2 separate regions of the Homo sapiens genome follow, and region 1 is linked to region 2. A link is a loop called in an ENCODE intact Hi-C map of the cell type or tissue named here. Cell type or tissue: IMR-90. All regions are shown on one strand. Each heading gives the region's core, and the rest is flanking DNA. Links, peaks and the distances in the headings are about the cores only.

Region 1 (9,817 bases), core at 411-8,410, 91 kb after region 2:
TCTTTTGTTGTAACTTTTTTGTTTTGATGGCTTATGTTTGAAAACAAAAACAAAAACTCTTTTTAAGGCAAGGAGAAAAGGAATTTGTCCGAGCATTGTATTACTGAGAAAGAACTTGACATTTCTGTAGTGTATCAAAATCTGTGGTAGCAAACATTCATGAAGTTTACTGTACATTTTTAGTATTAGCAATTTAAATTATCATATTTCAATTAGTAATGTTGGAAATTGTTTTAGCTTGATTATATTATCTTGATACTTTTCAAAATTAGCAATTGGTAGAAGAATGTGCACATAGGAATGAGCTTCAGATGCAGTTGGCCAGCAAAGAGAGTGATATTGAGCAATTGCGTGCTAAACTTTTGGACCTCTCGGATTCTACAAGTGTTGCTAGTTTTCCTAGTGCTGATGAAACTGATGGTAACCTCCCAGGTAAGAATAATTCTGTATCATTCAAACATGTATAAATGTCATGGAAATTAGTGTATATTTCTTTCATTTGGTTTTCTACCTCCTTGTCATTTTGTCCATGGATTCCTAAGAAGGAATTCTTATTTCTGATAGCCAAGGCCTGATGATGATTATACACTTGGTGTATTTTGTGGAGTAGAGCAGTTGTAAGCAATCTTAGGCTATTTAAATAGACCTAAGAAGCTTTACCTGAATAAAAACCATAAGAGGTTTATGAACCTATTTTGAGCAGCCTAAGTCCACAGTGAGAGTCAAAGCTGCTACTACACATCTCACTATTTTTTAAAAGTTGTACATTTTTGTGAGTAATAGCTCTTTAACATTTTATGTATTCTTGTGCTAAAACTAAGAACTGTACTTTATCATCAGAACCACAGCAGCTACATATAGAACCCTATCTAGTGGAGTAGTGATCAACTTCAGTCAGACTTTGCTAAGTTTTAAGTTTGGGGAAATAGATAAAATGGGTTGGGCAGTGCAGTAAGAGGCCGGGGGTGTCAAATAAAGGCAGGAATGAGTGGCTAAGATTTGAGACTTTTTTCTGTGTCTTCTTTTTCCCAGTGGAGAATCAATTTAAAAATAAACACAACCTCATTCTTGGTTTAATCGTCATGTAAACTATAATACCTTTATGTACTTTACAGAGATGAGAAATACACATACTATAAGTTCAATTTAGAAATAAAATGAGTAGGTTATCATTATTAAAACATGCATTTACATATACACAGAGTCTTAGTTCAGAGTCTTGGAAGTTTTGTATACATGATAATACACTTGAAAATAGATTTTAATTAGTGTATTTTCTGAATAATACATAAATAGGAAGATATTTATGAAGCAGCATGTTTGATATTGGGATTCTGTTTTAACAGATATTACTTGTTATTGTGAATTTGATATAAGGAACTAGAGGAGTCACTCAGAAAATTTTATAGTATCTTTCTTGGTCAAGAAAGTGGGACTCAAAGTGGGAAATGAATTCAGCTCCTCTCTGTATGCTATGTGATCCCTGGCCTCATTCTTGTGTGGCTTTGCTAGGTCAAAATCAGGTATCTGGGAATGGAAAGGCAGCGAAGAAATATTTCTTATTTTAGTGGTCAAGGAACTCCTCTGTTTACCTATTTTTGGCTCTCTGAAACTGCCTACCTCTTGAGAAACTTGCAGGTACACACGATTCATTATTGTAGGATCACTTTGAATTTAATAAGAACCTGTAGCTTTAGTTATTGTTTGAACATCTTTCTAAAGTTAGACTTAATCATCACTAAGAATATGACTTTTAGAAGTGTTTGGCTACATTCTTTCAATTGTTGAACTGAATTGGTAGGTTAGATTCCCACTTCATTAACCCTGAGATACTTCTGGAGTTATTTAGTATAGGGATTCTTACTCTATGTATGTATGTATGTATACATTCTTACTCTATGTATATATGTATGTATGTATGTATGTATGTATGTATGTATGTATATATGTATGTATGTATGTATGAAACAGTCTCACTCTGTTGCCCAGGCTAGAGTGCAGTGGCGTGATCTTGGTTCATGATCCTGCCTCCTGGGCTCAAGCGATCCTCCTGCCCCAACCTCCTGAGTAGCTGGGACTACAGGTGCACATCACCACACCCGGCTAATTTTTTTAATTTTTTGTAGAGACGGGATTTCACCATATTGCCCAGGCTGGTTTTGAACTCCTGAGCTCAAGCTATCTGCCTGCCTTGGCCTTCCAAAGTGCTGAGATTACAGGCATGAGCCACCCGCCTGGCCGACCTTGCTCTATTTAGTGTCAGTTCGAAATCCTGACCAATTTTATTTTTATTCCACCCATTTCCCTTTAACTATTTATAATGCCTTATATGCACCTTAGTGTTCTTAGTATTGGGTTAAATATGTCAGAAATGGACACATTATTGGTGAATGCTAGTTAGAAGATTTGAGTTGAAAGGTGAGCTGGTGGGACTGCTAATGAGGAAAGTGATTAATTTTACCCACCATCGTGGCTGATTCAGAAAGGCTAAGCTCATAGTGCCATCAGCTGGCTTCATTGGCAGACTTAGGCTGGGAATCCATTTAGGTTTCAGAATCCTGACCTAATAAATTGACTTATTGAGCAAAGAGATTTTTAAATGTTTCTACTAGCTCCATTTTCAGTATATTTCTTAGAATATTAGTGTACTTTCAGGAATTTTGTTTTTAAGGTTATCAAAGTCCAAACCAAGTGGGGCGGGGAGTACTGGTAGCCATTCTCCCTTGCTAGAAGAGGCCAGTTAATACCTCTTTTCCTATTACTGTGTTCTTAATTTTGAGACTTTATAAAATCTCAACAGTGCTGAACCTTGACTTTCATATTGGAAGTAGAAATTAATGGATAGTCTTTGTCAATATTATTTACCTCTCTGTGGGTCAGATATTTTGCTAGTAAATTGAAAATCTGTATTAAATCCACCATTTACTAGATGCTCAAAAATGGTCCCTGGCAAATAAAGTTAAGGTTTTGCATTCATATCTAGGAAGAATTGTTAAAGAATGTTGATATTCATTCTTAATATTAGATAGTTACATATCATTCAAGTGTCTAAAAAATTTCTTGAAGGTAATGGCTAATGATTAATTTTTACTTCAGTTTAGAAAATAAGTAAATGAATATACGTACTAAAAAGGAGAGGGCTTTGAATAGATTAAGTTTACTCCAAGTTAAAATGATGGCTTTTTGAAATATGGGTCACATTTTTCAGTTTTTTTTTAAGTAGTTGGATGGATAAACTGACACTGCAACTTTTATTATTTCTCTTATATTTCATCATTCAGTATAAAGATTATAATTTAATTATCTTGCACATCTAGAACGCAGCCTCTATGAATCCTTAGTGGCCATTTTGTTATTAACTAGCTTAAATATTAAATCTCCCTTCTAAAATTCCCAATTCTAAAAACTTTATTTAAAAAATGTTACTCCTTCTCTGACTTATAACTCTTTGAAGTTCTTGAAGTCACCTTCATTCTCTTAATTCTTTTATGTCTTTATCTTCTCTTTGGTTCTGTAGCAGGTTGTGACCTAGCACACAATACAAACATAAAGATTACCCTTACGGTTATGGGTGCCTGTTGCCTAGATGACAAAAAACTTTAATGTGATAACTGTTTCTTTTCCTCATTCTTTCTCTTTCCTTCTTTTGGAACTGTTAACCTAGACATCTGAAGAGAATGTAGAAATAGATGATGGATTAGGAAAACTTGGTATTGATACTCCAGTAATATTCATTATCTCTTATGGATTATTTGTATCATACCCTTTTCCATCCAGCTTGACCTTAGGTTATGTAACTTAAACCTGAAAATGGTGGATCTCTTGGTGTGTTTCCCAATATTTGAATATATGAATGTTTCTGACCTTGCCCAAATCTAGTGATTTGAAGTTGGTGTATCTGACTTGTTGAGTATTAATTAATTTTCTTTTTTATATCACTTTTGAATTTAATTAAAGTGTTTTGAAATGGTTCTTTAGCCCTGTTTCTTAAGCAGTATGTTTGTGGTATAGCTAAATAAATTAGGTAGTCTTCAGAGGTTAGCTCTGATGTTTGAATTGGCTATATCGAGTATTGATGTACATGTAGTTAGATTGTCTCTTATTTGGGTAAAGAAATCGCTGATATTGCAGTAATATACATCTAACTTCTTATAAGTTAAAATTGTTCTACAAATATATTGTATAAAATTTAGAGCCAAGTTGTTTTTGTACATATGTAGAATATTATTAAGGATAATCCAGACTTAGAGGTTCTCTCAGTGGGAGTTTCATTTAGTTATCTGGAGAAGCTGTTTTCTGTGCTTGTGATATAAAAGATGGAATTTACAGCGTTATACCTCCAGATCACCACTTAAGTTACAGGTGGTCCCGATTTTAGAGGAGGTCTTTATATATTTTAAAAACTGGTAAGTATATTATCTTGCAACTATGGTAGGCGTAAGGAAAGGAAACGCAGGAGAAGCTAGTATGTATTTTTTTATCTGTTATTATTGAGCTTAGTTCAGTTGCTTCTCTGAGGGAATTCACCAGATGGAAAAACTAAAATTTTCTCCCATGACATTGTTGTAAATTGGCAAAAACCTTCACATATTCTTGACACCTTTATTTGCATTCCAGATTTCTTCATTTAATTTATTTTCTCCCTGACCCTCTTCATTTAATTTAAATATGAGCAAATGTAGAATTCTGGCTTATTTGACTCATAAGATTCCCTTGATATATAAAATTTCTAAGGAACACTGAAATGACAGATAAAGCCATACCATATAACAACTTATTGAAGATATATTAAAACTGGCAGGTTAACCCACATCTAGAGCCAGAAAGCATAAATATTTTTGACATTGATTGTCACAAAGAAATAATGTGAAAGTATAGGGTATTTTGGCATACAAATTTTGTGTAAATGTCAAGAATTCAAAGGCTTTTATATCTTTGTTTTTGGTGAGGAATTACTAATACTAAACAACTTTGTATTATCAGATATTAAGACTCCTTTTCATTCTCACTAATGTTCATCTTAATGTTTTCCAAACTACACTTTAAAACCAGAGCTGCAATTTCTACCACACTAATGGGAAAATTTCTGGCAATAACTTTTTTGCTTTTATAAGATAAAATATTGGTGAATGATCAATATGTGATCAACAGTCTTCTGCATGCTATTTAGTATAAAACTGCCTGTTTGGTTTTTAAACTGGAACCACTATTTACAAAGGATGACTTTAATTGGCTAATTCAGAAAAATGCAGAATTACAAAATAATCAACAAATATCTGTCAAGTACCACCTCGTTGTGTCATTTGCCATGGGATATATAAAATCAAGTGTTAAGATATGGTCCTTGCTCTCACAAAACTTACCAAGGAACTACCTAAGCAACAAAATAATTACTTCATGAACTAAATTGCAGCAATTAAAGCCAGGTGCTGTGGTACATGCCACTGCTTAGGAAGCTGAGGCTCAGGAGTTTGAGGCCAGCCTGGACAACGTAACAAGACTTCATGTCAAAAAAAAAAAAAAAAAAAAAGGAAAAAGAAAAATGTTGGGAGAAGAGAGGGATCATTTTGAACTAAAGTTACCTCACCATTTCCTCCATTTTAACAATTTATATGAAGAGGAATAACACAAGCAAAGGTGTGGAGACATTACGTACCTGGTGGGAGTAGGGGAAAAAAATATTTCCCACAATTCAGTCAACTGCAGAGCTTGTTTGCGAACAGAATAGTGTTGTGCTCTAGAAACATAAGCTCAGAAATTAGACTGCCGGGGTTTGAAACCATAGAGCTTTGATAGATACTGATAGAGTTGCCTTGCCCAAGTCCGTTTACCCTGCTAAGCCTTAGTCTCTTCTTTTGTAAGTGAAAGATGACAGTAGAACCTTTTCCGAATTCCTCGGAATATAATATCCTGTATTCATGGACTTATACATAGGTTAAATATGAGATATTATAAAGCATGTGGCAAATAGTAAATTTATGAATAAATAAATCAGTAAATGTTACCTATTGTTAACTGTTACTGTAAGACTGAGTTTATAGCTTTTAAATTATATGAAGGCGGACAATATATTGCCTTAGGATTACCATTTGAATGATAGTATAATCTCATATTTTAGTGTCATACTTTGAAATTGGTTATTTTTCTATTCTTTTGTGTTTCAAATATAAGGTAGATACGGAAAATAGTTAAATTGAATGGATTTTCTTATTTCCAACCTGATCTAAAATAACTATTTCTAATGGAGTTGTCTTTATCCCCCAGATATTTCTAGTAGACATTAGTTATATTTAAACAATAGTAATAATTATTATAAAATGCCTTGATCAAATAGTCAAGGAATTCCTGGTATGCACGTACTAGTTGAAATAATGGCAGTAGACCAAATGGATTCTGTGTTGTTTTTACTGTTGATCAAATTGTGATATCAGAAACTTAAGAGGCTTTAAAACTCTTTAGTTTGAGTAGAATTGCAATTGAACTTAGCACTAGAGTTAAGTGCTCCCCTCAACCAAATTTGGGCAATTTTATTGAAATAGTTACAAATTCAAATTGAAGTTGTTTTACCAAAAAGCTTAATCAGAATATTGTACTGAGAAAACAAATAAAATACTTGTCTCTTATTCTTTATATCTAGTTGATTCTGCCTGCATTCCTTATTTATTTATCTTCTATTCTTGTCTTCTGTGAGTAATAGGACACTTCTATACTTTTGCTTGCTCTTTCTTGTGTAAATCATGGCTCTGATTTGTTCCACTTGCTGCATTATTTTTTTCTTTCTTTTTTTTTGCTGATTATTTTTATATGAATGTTAAATGATAAAGTCTTCTACATCATATCCCATTTAAGCTGCAATCCATTCCAGTCTTGCCTGGCTCTTAAGGGTATTGTTACTTCATACTTTTGTAATTGATTACTAAATGTTAAATTGTATGGGAAAAGTGGCTTGGAATTTTTTTCTGCAATATTTGTATGGCCATTAAAGTTGATTTGTGTGATTGAAGCATGGAAGAGCAAATTATAGCACTTATTCATTTAGTTGTGTTCAATTGCTTGTTGCTGCATGCTGTCAGACAACTTTTAATAGTTTTTCTTTTGTTACAATTTAAGACTGACTAATACATATATTCTTTTTCTCCTAGAGTCAAGAATTGAAGGTTGGCTTTCAGTACCAAATAGAGGAAATATCAAACGATATGGCTGGAAGAAACAGGTACCATATACCTAATTATTTTCTAACTGGTATTTTGTTCTATATTTTACTTTGGAGCATAGAACTTATATTAGCTACTTTTTTTTACTAGCATTTATTTTACATTAATACAGTATAATCTAGATATTAGTGGCAAATATTATGCTTATCACTTTAAACCAAGTTAATGTTGCTCTTGTAACTCTTCCCCCCTTTTTCTTATTTCAGTATGTTGTGGTAAGCAGCAAAAAAATTTTGTTCTATAATGACGAACAAGATAAGGAGCAATCCAATCCATCTATGGTATTGGACATAGAGTAAGTTGCCTTTGATTGAATTTTAAAGGGGTTGAGAGCTAACTTTTGATAATTATTTTTAGACTTAAAATTTATTTTATATTTTGTGTTACTTCAGCACTGTTACCTACTTTTCTGTTTTTCTTAAGCATAAATGTTGACATTATATTAAATCTTCAGCAAAATGTGAGAAGGAAAAATGTATATACTTATTTCATGTATTTGGAAGACAACTTTTTTAGTTCAAGTGTTTAGTAGTTTGAGTTCAGAGAGCATTTCAAAAAGTATAGTCAGCTGTGTATCAGTGGGTTCCATATCCACAACTGTGGATAGAAAATATTTGAAAGAGGGCCGGGTGCGGTGACTCACACCTGTAACCCCAGCACTTTGGGAGGTCGAGGCAGGTGGATCACCTGAGGTCAGGAATTCAAGACCAGCCTGACCAACATGGTGAAACCCCATCTCTACTAAAAATCCAAAAATTAGCTGGGCGTGGTGGCAGGCGCCTGTAGTCCCAGCTACTCAGAAGGCTGAGGCAGGAGAATCACTTGAACCTGGGAGGCAGAGGTTGCAGTGAGCCTAGATTGCGCCACTGCACTCCAGCCTGGGCCACAAGAGCGAAACTCTGTCTCAAAAAAAAAATATATATATTATATGTATTATATATATTATATATAATATTATATATATTATATAATATATAATATATATATTTTATATAATATATATAATATATATATTATATAATATATATATAATATATATATTATATAAAATATATATATTATATAATATAAAATATAATATATATATTATATATTATATAAAATATATATATTATATATATTATATAAAATATATATATTATTTTTTATAAAATATATATATTATATATATTATATAAAATATATATATTATTTTTTATATAATATATATATAAAATATATAAAATATATATATATAAATAAATATATATATTTATATATATAATATATATATTTTATAACTATTAATAATAGAAATTTCTTTAAAAAATACAGTATAACAACTGTTTACATCGCATTTATACTGTATTATGTCTTATGAGTAATACAGAGATGATTTTAAAGCATACAGGAGGATGTGCCTAGGTTATATGCAAATACCACACCATTTTATATAAGAGCCTTGAGCATACTTGGACTTTGATATTTTTGGAGTTCCTGGAATCAGTTCCCTGTGGATATAAAAGAACAACTGTGTAGGATTCTTTGGTCATTATTAAGGGGAAATATAAATATATCTGTTCTTTTGTAATGATAGGTCAAAGAGGCCTATAATATAGTATTTTTTCTTATATTCATTCTAAAATCTTTTCTTAATTATTGCTGCTTATATTATCATAGATTATGTAGTATGTATAAAGATGAGTAAATTCCATCATTAAGGACCTTACCGACTAGCAGGAGAAAAGGCAAAACATATTCAACAAAATATATATTCAAAGTCAAGTCTGGTAACTGCTTTTTAAAAGAAATATATATATAAAATAAAGTATTATCATCCCTTTGGAATTAAGTATTTGTGGAGCTGGTTATAGTTAGAATGTGAAAAGAATTAAGCAAGTTCTAGAGAATACTCTTTCTTTATTTTCTGTTTTTTTAATAAACAGCTTTAGTTGTCAAAATTTAAATTATCAGCTTAAGCGAAATAATACATAAACACTAGTATGAAAGATACTATCTTTCAACTAAGTTAAATACTTTTTAGATTGATGAGAGATTTCTTTCCTCTCTTTATTAAGGTATAATTTCCCACAATAAAGTTCATAGATCTTAAGTGTTCTCTTCAGTAACTTTTTACAGTTGTAAACATTCATATAATCACTCAATACAAGATTTAAAAAAATCGTATTTCTTTAGAAAACTCACTTGTGGCTGGGCACAGTGGTTATGCCTCTAATCCCAGCACTTTGGGAGACCAAGGTGGGCGGTTGGCCTGAGTTCAATTTGAGACCAGCCTGGGCAACATAGCGAGACCCTGTCTCTGAAAAAAGAATTTTTTTTTTTTTTTTTAATTTATGAAGAAAGCTCACTTGGGCCAGTTGTGGTGGCTCACACCTGTAATCCCAGCACTTTGGAAGGCTGAGGTGGGAGGATCACGAGGTCAGGAGTTCATTCGAGACCAGTCTGGCCAACATGGTGAAACCCTGTCTCTACTAAAAATACAAAAAATTAGCTGGGCGTGGTGGCAGGTGCCTGTAATCCCAGCTACTCGGGAGGCTGAGGCAGGAGAATCGCTTGAACCCAGGAGGCTGAGGTTGCGGTGAGCCAAGATTGCGCCACTGCAC
Region 2 (9,817 bases), core at 880-8,879:
TTAGTTGTGCATGGTGTTGTGTGCCTATAGTCCCGGCTACTTGGGAGGCTGCGGTGGGAGAATCGCTTGAACTCCGAGGTGGAGGTTGCAGTGAGCTGAGATTGCATGACAGCGTGAGACCCTGTCTCAAGGAAAAAGAAAAGAAAAATCAGATTTTTATGGAATTGAATATAACATTCTTGTGAATTTTTCAAATAAGTTTAATTTTTGAGCTTTTTAGGGCTGCTTTCACTACTCTAAAAGTATGCAATGTATACTGGGCTTTTTTAGGCAGAGTAGCAGTATTCTGGTCAAACAGTACAAGGTACATAATGTTTATTATGATATTTTACCTATTGTGACATTTAAAAAAACTTTGAACATTTTTGAAATTAGAATGTATCTTAGAATCTCTAGTGGTACATAAAGTAATGGTACGTTTTATAATCTAGGATCTTAGGGTAGGCAAAATACATCTTTTGTTTTTTTCATTAGAAAAGCAACAAAGGGTCATTATAAAAAACTTAAAATATATAGAAAATGTGGCAGAATAATCTGTAGTCTCACCAAACTCAGAGATGACTGCAGTTATTGTTTTGGCATATTTTCTTCTGGCCTTTAAAAAAATCCATATCTGTGTATCAGTATATAATTATGTTTTTAGAAAATCAAGTTCATATACTGTATACAGTTTGTTCTATTTCTTTGCACAACATTATATGCTGAACATAATTCTATGTAATTAAATATTCAACACAATTTTAAATGTTACCTAATACTCTATGTATATGAAATTATTTGCTCTTTAAAATTGTAAAAACTACTTTATTGTAGATATCTTGGTCCCACATTGTATCTCATTTCCTTAGGATAAATTCCTAGAAGTAAAATTTACTGGGTATAAAGTTGATTTTTATTTATTTTTAATTTAATTTAATTTTTTTCTTGATACAGAGTCTCGGTCAGTCACCCAGGCTGGAGTGCAGTGGCCCAAACTCGGCTTACTGCAACCTCCACCTCTTGAGTTCAAGTGATTCTTATGCCTCAGCCTCCTGATTAGCTGGGATTACAGGCGCCCACCACCGTGCCGGCTAATTTTTGTGTTTTTAGTAGAGACGGGGTTTTGCCATGTTGGCCAGGCTGGTCTTGAACTCCTGACCTCAAGCAATCCGCCTGCCTTGGCCTCCTGAAGTGCTGGGATTATAGGCGTGAGTCACAGCGCCTGGCCAATTTTTAAAACAGTATTAGGAAAAATCATCCATTTGCTTTCTTGAAAATTAGATTGAAGAGTTTATATATGATTGAAATGCTTTTGAATTTTTGGTAACCCAGAAGCTGTAAGTTAGCCTTTTTGCACTGGCCCTTTTGCTAACTTGTGATCATTTGGAGAAAGATTAACTCTAAACGACTAGCTCTAATGATTAGCTAGTTAGTGGTTGTCAAGACTGTGGTTCCTATTTATGACTCAATTTGCTCATTTTATTTCTTGCTGAATATGTTGCATAGTAGTATTTCACTTCTCTGAATCTTAGCTTTCTGCCAGCATCACCTGACTCAATATAGTTGACAATCAGAAATTGCTAAAAGAGTCTAGATGGTCACAACATCCTATTTGGAGGTTTTAGAATGAAGGAAGACTTACCAGATTTGTGATTTTGCAAATATTATTTTGCATAAAACTAATTTTGTGAATAACAAAGAGGTCAAAATCTGCCATAGGAAAAGATACAACAGTTTAAGAAGGATCGGAAGTTCTGAGAAGTTTGCTGTTTTAGGTAAGGTGGCCAGGGTAGGCCTTGTTAAAAGGTGACATTTGAAAAAAGAGTTGAAGTAGTTGAGGGAGTTAGCCATGTGGATGTCTGAGGGAAGAGAGTGGCATACAGAGGAGCAGCTAGTGCAAAGGCCTGAAGGGAGGAGAGTGTACCTGGCCTGTTTGAAGAACATCAAGGAAGCCAGTGTGGCTGGAGAGGATTAGGCAAGGGGGAGAATTGTAGGATGATATCATAGAGGTAAGGAAATGGGGAGGCTAGGTCATGTAGAGTCTTGTAGGCCATTGTAAAATCTTGGGCTTTTGCTCTGGGTGAGATGGCAAGACATTAGAGACTTTTGAGCAGAGAAGTGACATGATCTGACTTGTGTTTTAAGAACATCACCCTATGTTGAGAATAGACACAGGGCAATCAGTTAAGAGTCTATCACAGTAATCCAAGGAAGAGATGATGGTGACTTGGTCTAGCATGGTAGCAATGTAGAGGGTGAGAAGCTATCAGATTACAGATATATTTCAAAGAGAGAGCCAACATATTTTCCTGAAAGATAGGATGTGGAGTGTAAGAAAAAAAGGAGTCAAGAATGCCCCCTAGGTTTTTGTCCTGAGCAAAATTGAGCCATCGGCCAAAGTGTGGGACACATAGGTATAAGTTTTGGGTGAGAATATTTCTTCAGTTTTTGGCACATTAAATTTGAGATGTTTTTCAAAAGAGGATATATTTTGAAAGTAATTGAATAGATAAGTTTGAAGTTTAAGAGAGACATGTAGACTAGAGATAAAAATTTGGAAGTTGATATGTAGATGGTTTTTAAAGCCCACCAGAGAAGTGAGTGTAGATAGAGAAGAAGTCACCATTGAGGGCTGAGCCTTGGAATGCTCCAGTGTTAAGAAATCTGAGAGAAGGGGAGGAACCAGCCAAGGCAACTGAAAACTACTAAGGTTGAAAAGTAAAATCTTCAGTATTGTTGGAAGAATGTTGTGTCCTGAAAGTCAAGTAAAGAAAGTGTATCAGGAGAGAGTGATTGAAGTGTTAAAGCCACTGATATATCAAGATGAGGGCTGAGAATTGGTCATTGGATTTAGCAACATGATGCTCATTTGTGACTTTGACAAGTAGTTTTGAAAGAAAGGTAAGAGCCGACCTGAAGTGGATTTTAGAGCAAATAGTAGGAAAGATTTAGTCACAGAAATTATAGACAACTTTTGAGAAATTTTGCTGCAGTGGGGAGTTGAGTAATGGGACAGTAGCTGCTGAGAGAAATGAGATCAAGAGTTTTTTTTTGTTTCCCTAAGATGGGAGAGAAAACAGCATGGTGGGATCCGGTTAGGAGGGGTAAAGCTTAGTAATAGAGGAGAAAGGGGAGAATTGCTTGAGCAATGTCCTTGAACTACAGTAATGAAAAAGGATGACATCTAGTGCATGAGTGGAGGGTTTAAGTTAAGATAGAAGTAGTCTCCCATAGTAAAATATGAAAAGACAAAATATATGCTTGTACATGCTGATAGTTAAGTGTGTAAGTGGTGGTAAGTCAGTGGTAGTTTTCTTCTGATTGTTTCGTTCGTTTCAGGGTAGTAGCCAAACAAGATCATTAGCTGTGAACGAGGATCAGTGGGAGAGCTGTGGGAGGTGTGTGTGAAGAAAGAAGAAAACTTGAAATACGTCTCTAGGAGAGTGGGAGAGTGACTAGAAATTTAGGATTGCCAAGTAGAACTAAGGGCCAGCTTGATGTTTGTGATTATGAATTTTAAAATAGGATCAGTCATTGTGATTTTATGTATTTATTGAGACATATTCAACTGCATGGGTGCTGACATAGAGTAGTTGGAGAGTTGGATTTAACTATAATAGGATTGTCGTTTTGCCAAACTAAGTAAAGTGAGGCAGAAGAGAGCTCATGACATTAAAGGTATATGCAAGGGAGTGATTATAATAATTGACCATGTAATTTAAGCTGGCTAGGTAGGAAAAAGAGGCTATCAGTGCAACGAGGGAAAGTATGAGTGTAGTAGAATCAATGGATTGGAGGTCCTGGTGGGGTTGGGGTTGTTGGAGTTAAGATGCTAGAGGAACTAAGCAGGAAAGCTATAAGAGAGTGCTTAGAGAGTGTAAGTTTTCTAATTGAAATTGTTGGAAGATTATAATTATGAGTAATGACAAGGTCTAGTATATGACCATGGAAATGAGTGACCAAGGTAAGGTAGAGGACAAGATCATTGAAGGAGAGAAGTATAGGTGTTGAGAGGCCAAGGTACTGTAAGTATTATCTGTGGGTATATTAAAGTTATTAAGAATTAAAACAGGAGAATATTGGAGAGAAGTTCAGTAAATCAGGAAGTAAAACTGTCTAGCGATGAGACGTGGTGACCTCTGAGAGTCAGTAGATTACAGCAACAATGAGAGGTGGGAAATACAACCTAATATAATGAAAATCAAAGCTAGCAGATTTAGGGGTGGGGATGTGGGGGATCTCCCACTTTCAGGGTCGGTTGTCTAAGGCATGTGGAAAAGTAAAGGTCCCCACTTGAGAGCTGTGGGGAAGCAGTGCCCTCAGAAGGCCACTGGGTTTTATTAGAGCAGGAGTTGGTGAACTACAGCCCACAGGCCAAATCTCACCCACCACTGTGGCTCATGAACTAAGCATGTTTTTTGTATTTTTTCATGATTGAAAAAAAAGTCAAAAGAATATATAATTAAAGAATATACAATTGCATATATAAGTTTGAAGTTTAAGAGAGACTAGACTAGAGATAAAAATTTGGAAGTTGATATGTAGATGGTTTTTAAAGCCCATCATGATCATGATGGTGAAATAATGAAACAATATCATGAATGTGAAATAATAGGAAATTCAGATTTCAGTGTCCATAAATAAAGTTTTCTTGGGACGTTGCTACACTTTAAAAAATGTATTGTGTATAGCTGCTTTTGTTCTACAACACCTAAGCTGAGTAGCTACAACAGCGACCATATGTGATGCTCTCCTTGCTTCACACTGCTGCTCAGCACAGTAGAAATCACAGTGATGCTGTTACAGCTTGACAGTTTTGAGTGCTATATGTATCACCATATCACAACATTTTATTTGTTTTCTATTACCAGTACATACGCATGTGTCAAAGCAAGAAGAGAAGAGTATACTTGAAATGTTGTCTTTTTTTTTCCCTCCCCTAAAAGACTGTCACACAGGCAGGAGTGCAGTGGCACATTCATAGCTCACTGCAGCCTTGAACTCCTAGGCTCAAGCAGTCCTTCTGCCTCAGCCTCCCAAGTAGCTGGGACTACAAGTGCATGCCACCATGGGCCTGGCTAATTTTTAAATTTTTTGTAAAGACAAGTCTTGGTATGTTGTCCAGGCTGGTTTCAAACTCCTGGCCTTGAGCAATCCTCCTGCCTCTGTGTCCCAAAGCACTGGGATTACAGGTGTGAGCCATCATGCCCAGCCCAAATGTTGTCCTTTTTGAAGCATAATGGAGAATGGATTATTTTTATCAAGTTAGGTGGCAAAGCATTTTTTTAAATTATGCAATGACAGTATAGCTGTGCTAAAGGAATACAGTGTACTTTGGACATTCCCAGACTAAGCACTCACTATGATCTTCCTGACTCATAGGACAGCAACAGTGAGAAAAAATAGAAAATTTAAAACAGAGTATCTCATCCCAGTAAAATTTCTTCATAAAGAAAAATGTTCATGCAGGCTTGACCAAAAAAAAAAAAGAGGCTGCAATGTTATGTAAGTGTATGAGTGGTTTATTCACTAGCCTAGCAGAGAAAGCTGTTCACTGATGGTGTGTGATTGCAGCAGCCAAACAAATGTGTACAGAGAGAAAAACTTGCCTAAGACTGTTAGCCTTTGGGCAAGAATAGCTGCTCAAAGAATTGGGGGTATTGGGAGTGGCATCAATAGTCAATTAAAAAATAACCAATTTTGAGTTGTTTTCCTTGACTCTTGTTTATTTGAGGAATCAGTGCAGAGTTTGAAGTGACTGAAGAATTAGCCTGTGTATATAGTCTCCCCTTACAGACTTGGGAAAGCTTGGTCTTATTTTCTTTAGAATATGTATCACAATGTGAAATTAAGTTACATATTTATTTATGTACTTATTATTTTTCTTTAGAGCAGCAGTCCCCAAACTTTTTGGCACCAGGGACCAGTTTTGTGGAAGACAGTGTTTCTATGGACAGGATGGGGGTTGGGGGGTGGCAGACGGGATGGTTTTATGAAACTATTCCACCTCAGATCATCAGGCATTAAAAAAAGATTCTCATAAGGAATGTGCAACCTGGATCCCTCGCATGTGCAGTTCACAATAGGGTTTGTGCCCCTGTGAGAATCTAATGCCGCTGCTGATCTGACAGGAGGTGGAGCTCAGATGGTAATGCTTGCCTACCCACTGCTCACCTCATGCTGTGTGGCCCAGTTCCTAATAGGCCATGAACCGGTACAGGTCCACGGCTCAGGGGTTGGGAATCCCTGTTCTAGTGCATGCATTGTTTTCTGTCTCAATGGAGCCATAAGCCTACAAAGTTCAGGCTATATAGTACCCCTAGACCAAGAGTGGGTTTCTTACATGACTACTTTACAATAAATAGGCTTCGTTTAAGATCCTGAGATTTGGGTAGGTGTGAATACATAGTCCTGAGTGTTTGGGAAACTAAAGTCCAATGCTTAGAATTTTACCATTAAGTTCTTTATTAGTTCTAGGTTGGACCCTTGGTGAGATGAACTAGGAAAAGTAGAACCATAGAATCTCTGAGTTTGATTGAAAGCCATCCAACAGAGGCATTTACACTTGTTAGCACGTAAACCTGTATTAGAACAAGCTAGAATCCAAGGCAGTAGAACATAGAAAGATCTTTTAGATTTCAAATGACTTGTCTGCGGTCTTTGTCAAGACTCTACAGCCTATTCTAGCTCATAGCTAGAGCCAAGAATCTTTTTTTCAACGTAACAGGCTATTATATTATCCAGGTTCAGAACTTTCTCTCTCATCTGGGGTATTACAATACTCTTAAAATTCTCCCCACCTCCTGTCTTGACTTTATTGAACTCATCTTCTACGTATTTCCTAGAGTAGTTTTCCTGAAATGTAAGTTTGACTATGTTGTTTTATCCATCATAATTCCTTTTCATGGCTTCCTGCCCATAGTAGTGGTGCTTCTCAGTTCCCAGCAGATTCCAGAGCATTCCTCAGGGACTGTATTATGGAAGAGCCTGAAGTAGATGAGGCTCTGTCTCTTCTCTGACACCTTTAACCTCATTTAGAACAGAGCAGTTTCTTTGATCTATTTCATGTAGAGAGCTACTTTAAACTTTAATGTGAAAACGGTTTTCGGTACTTAAATATTAGTTTTATTACTGTAACTACTGGCTGATAGGTAAAGTTCAAGCTCCTGAACTTACCTGGGGCTCTCCAGCCTCTTCTGTCAGTCCTTACTACAAACTTGATACTCCAGCAACATAGAACTTAGATACAGTTCCTCTGTGCTTGGTTTACATTGCTTGTCTGCTTATATTGTTCACTTGTTCTTTCCTTTTTTTGAGACAGAGTTTCGCTCTGTCGCCCAGACTGGAGTGCACTGGTGTGATCTTGGCTCACTGCAACCTTCACGTCCTGGGCTTAGGTGATCCTCCCACCTCAGCCTCCTGAGTAGCTGGGACTACAGGAAACTGCCACTGCACCCAGCTAATTTTTAAAAAAATATTTTTTGTAGAGACAGGGTTTCATCATGTTTCCCAGGCTGGTCTTGAACTCCTGGACTCATACATTCCGCTTGCCTCAGCTTCCCAAAGTTTTGGGATTACAGGCATGAGCCACCACACCTGGCCTGTTCTTTCTTTCATTCTCTATCATCTAGCTAACCGCTACTATTCAGTTTAGACTTTTTTCAGGTACCATCATTTACAGAAAGTCTTCCTAGCTATCTCTCACCCAGCAGGCTTTAGTTAGGTGTCCTCCTTAGTACTCAAAAAACTGTTTATCTTCCTTATTACATTTTTTGAATTCTTTTTTTCATTGTTTCTGTTTTATTTGCTAGAGTTTGAACTCTTAAAGAATAGGAACTACATTTTAAAGTTATGTTTATTTATCTCCAGTGCTGTACAGCCTGATGTATGGTAGATAGAAATATTTGTGCAGCGAATTAATTGATTATTGTTCATCTTTCTGGTGCATCTTGCAGTGGATATGTAACCTAAAATTAAAGGTACTTATAACTTTGTAGAAATTTGCTCTCTGTTACATGTATTTATTGGTCATAAAGTACACAAACACTTGAGTTTAAATGCATTTGAAAAGGAAAACAAGAATATTAATACAGCTCTTATTAGGAACTGGAACTGAAGTTTAATAGCTGCTGTGTATTTTGTACAACTCTGAAATGTGAAGCTTTTCCATGTAATCTCATGCCAGTGTTGACCCATGTGGATTAAAATAGCCCTATTTTAATCTATGACCAAATTAGGAATTAGAATATCTATCCAGTGGGGATTTGTGAATTATTGTAGTTTGTAGTATGACAAGTTTATATAAATAATTGCAGTGATTTTCACTGTGTGTTTCAAGTTAAAATCTAGGTTCAAATAGAGAAATGTAATGCTATAAGTATTAAAGATTACCAGTTGGAAAATTTACTGTTTTTTTTTTTTTTAGTGTGTTTGCCTTTGATATCTTAAATTACATCTTTTTTTAAAGGATCACTAAAACTGACCTTATAAAAAGAAAAATTTATTCCAGTATTAATCTAAAATATCTACTCATGTTTCCTAAATTCAGATTTGATGTGTACTTAAAATACCAGGAACTAATTAGCTAATTATTTTCAGCTTTTGTTTGTAGTGTAATATTTGTTTTTAAAACATTCTGTTAAGTCAAATTTTGATTAATAAAAACCTTTAGTAGTTGTAATGAAGTTATTCTGGAATTTACTTTAAAAAATCTTAGCAAATTGAACATTTAGCTACTTTATAGCTTCAAGTTTCACCATATTTTCAAATAATTCTTCATGAAGTTTGTTGTTTTTCATTGTGTTTCTTAAGAACTCGAATGTAAAATAAGTAGTGCTAGTTGTAATGCTTTAGTGATTTAAAATGATAAACTTTTCTTTTCATACAGATAAAGACACAATAAATAAAATCAGAGATTTACGAATGAAAGCTGAAGATTATGAAGTAGTGAAGGTGATTGGTAGAGGTGCATTTGGAGAAGTTCAATTGGTAGGTTATTTTAATGAGAATACAAAAGGACTTTATTAAATTAAAATAATCCACTTGTGTGTTTAACATATTATTTGGGAAAATACTGTTTTTATAGAATTGTTGCTTTAAGTTCCTTTAGACATTGTTGCCTGAGGGTATGGAAGCCTAGTGTCAAATCTAGCCATAGTGGGAAGTGTTTTCCCCAAGTATCTGTGGCAGAAAAGAAGTGTCAGGCATCAGAAGATAAATCTTTGCTCCTAATATTAGACTAAAATGCTGTAGAACAGTAAGCTTTATAAACAGGAAGCAGCTTACATAGCCGTGTGGAGGGGGGAAAGTGTCTTGTAATATAGGAAATAAAAATTTTTTTAAAACATTACTTCTGATAATTAAAGTCTTGACATTAGCTACTTGGAATAATTTGGCAGAAGAGAAGAAATAAAAATAACTGAAACAGTAAGGCTAAATTATTTAGCAAGTATTAAAAGCACTTAGTAAATTGTTCTGTGAAACCTTGAGCTTTAAATGTTAACAAAAGGTTCATTATTTTCCCTTTTCAATTTTAAAGGTAAGGCATAAATCCACCAGGAAGGTATATGCTATGAAGCTTCTCAGCAAATTTGAAATGATAAAGAGATCTGATTCTGCTTTTTTCTGGGAAGAAAGGGACATCATGGCTTTTGCCAACAGTCCTTGGGTTGTTCAGGTATGACTTTGCTACTCTTTCATTATTGCTGCATTAGTTTGTAACTAAACATGTCTGAGAAGCTTAGTTTGTGTTTTAGAATAGTAGTAGAGAATTTACTGGCAGTTACAAAATTGTCTAATTACCTTTTAAATCTTAAAATTTAATTGTATTGAATCATTT

The links. Hi-C counts contacts between places; a loop is a spot of excess contacts. Peaks named below come from ENCODE experiments on the same cell type or tissue, not always from the same donor. Only the 100,000 strongest peaks of a DNase experiment are listed, where the experiment ranks them.
Region 1: a loop joins it to region 2, with 2.8 times the contacts of the local background. A loop is called at or near these places in 5 of 110 quality-filtered maps.

The regions. Positions count from the first base shown.
Region 1 is chr18:20,957,532-20,967,348 of GRCh38, reverse strand. It overlaps ROCK1 (Rho associated coiled-coil containing protein kinase 1), which reads left to right. Exons shown (of 33, transcript NM_005406.3): 27 at 273-432; 28 at 7,143-7,213; 29 at 7,421-7,509. Among named protein-coding and RNA genes, the nearest start is that of ROCK1, 150 kb to the left of the region's middle. In IMR-90, for the core only: no CTCF peak of the experiment used is centred there; no DNase peak of the experiment used is centred there.
Region 2 is chr18:21,048,930-21,058,746 of GRCh38, reverse strand. It overlaps ROCK1 (Rho associated coiled-coil containing protein kinase 1), which reads left to right. Exons shown (of 33, transcript NM_005406.3): 3 at 8,867-8,967; 4 at 9,518-9,655. Among named protein-coding and RNA genes, the nearest start is that of ROCK1, 58 kb to the left of the region's middle. In IMR-90, for the core only: no CTCF peak of the experiment used is centred there; a DNase peak (open chromatin) is centred at 5,476.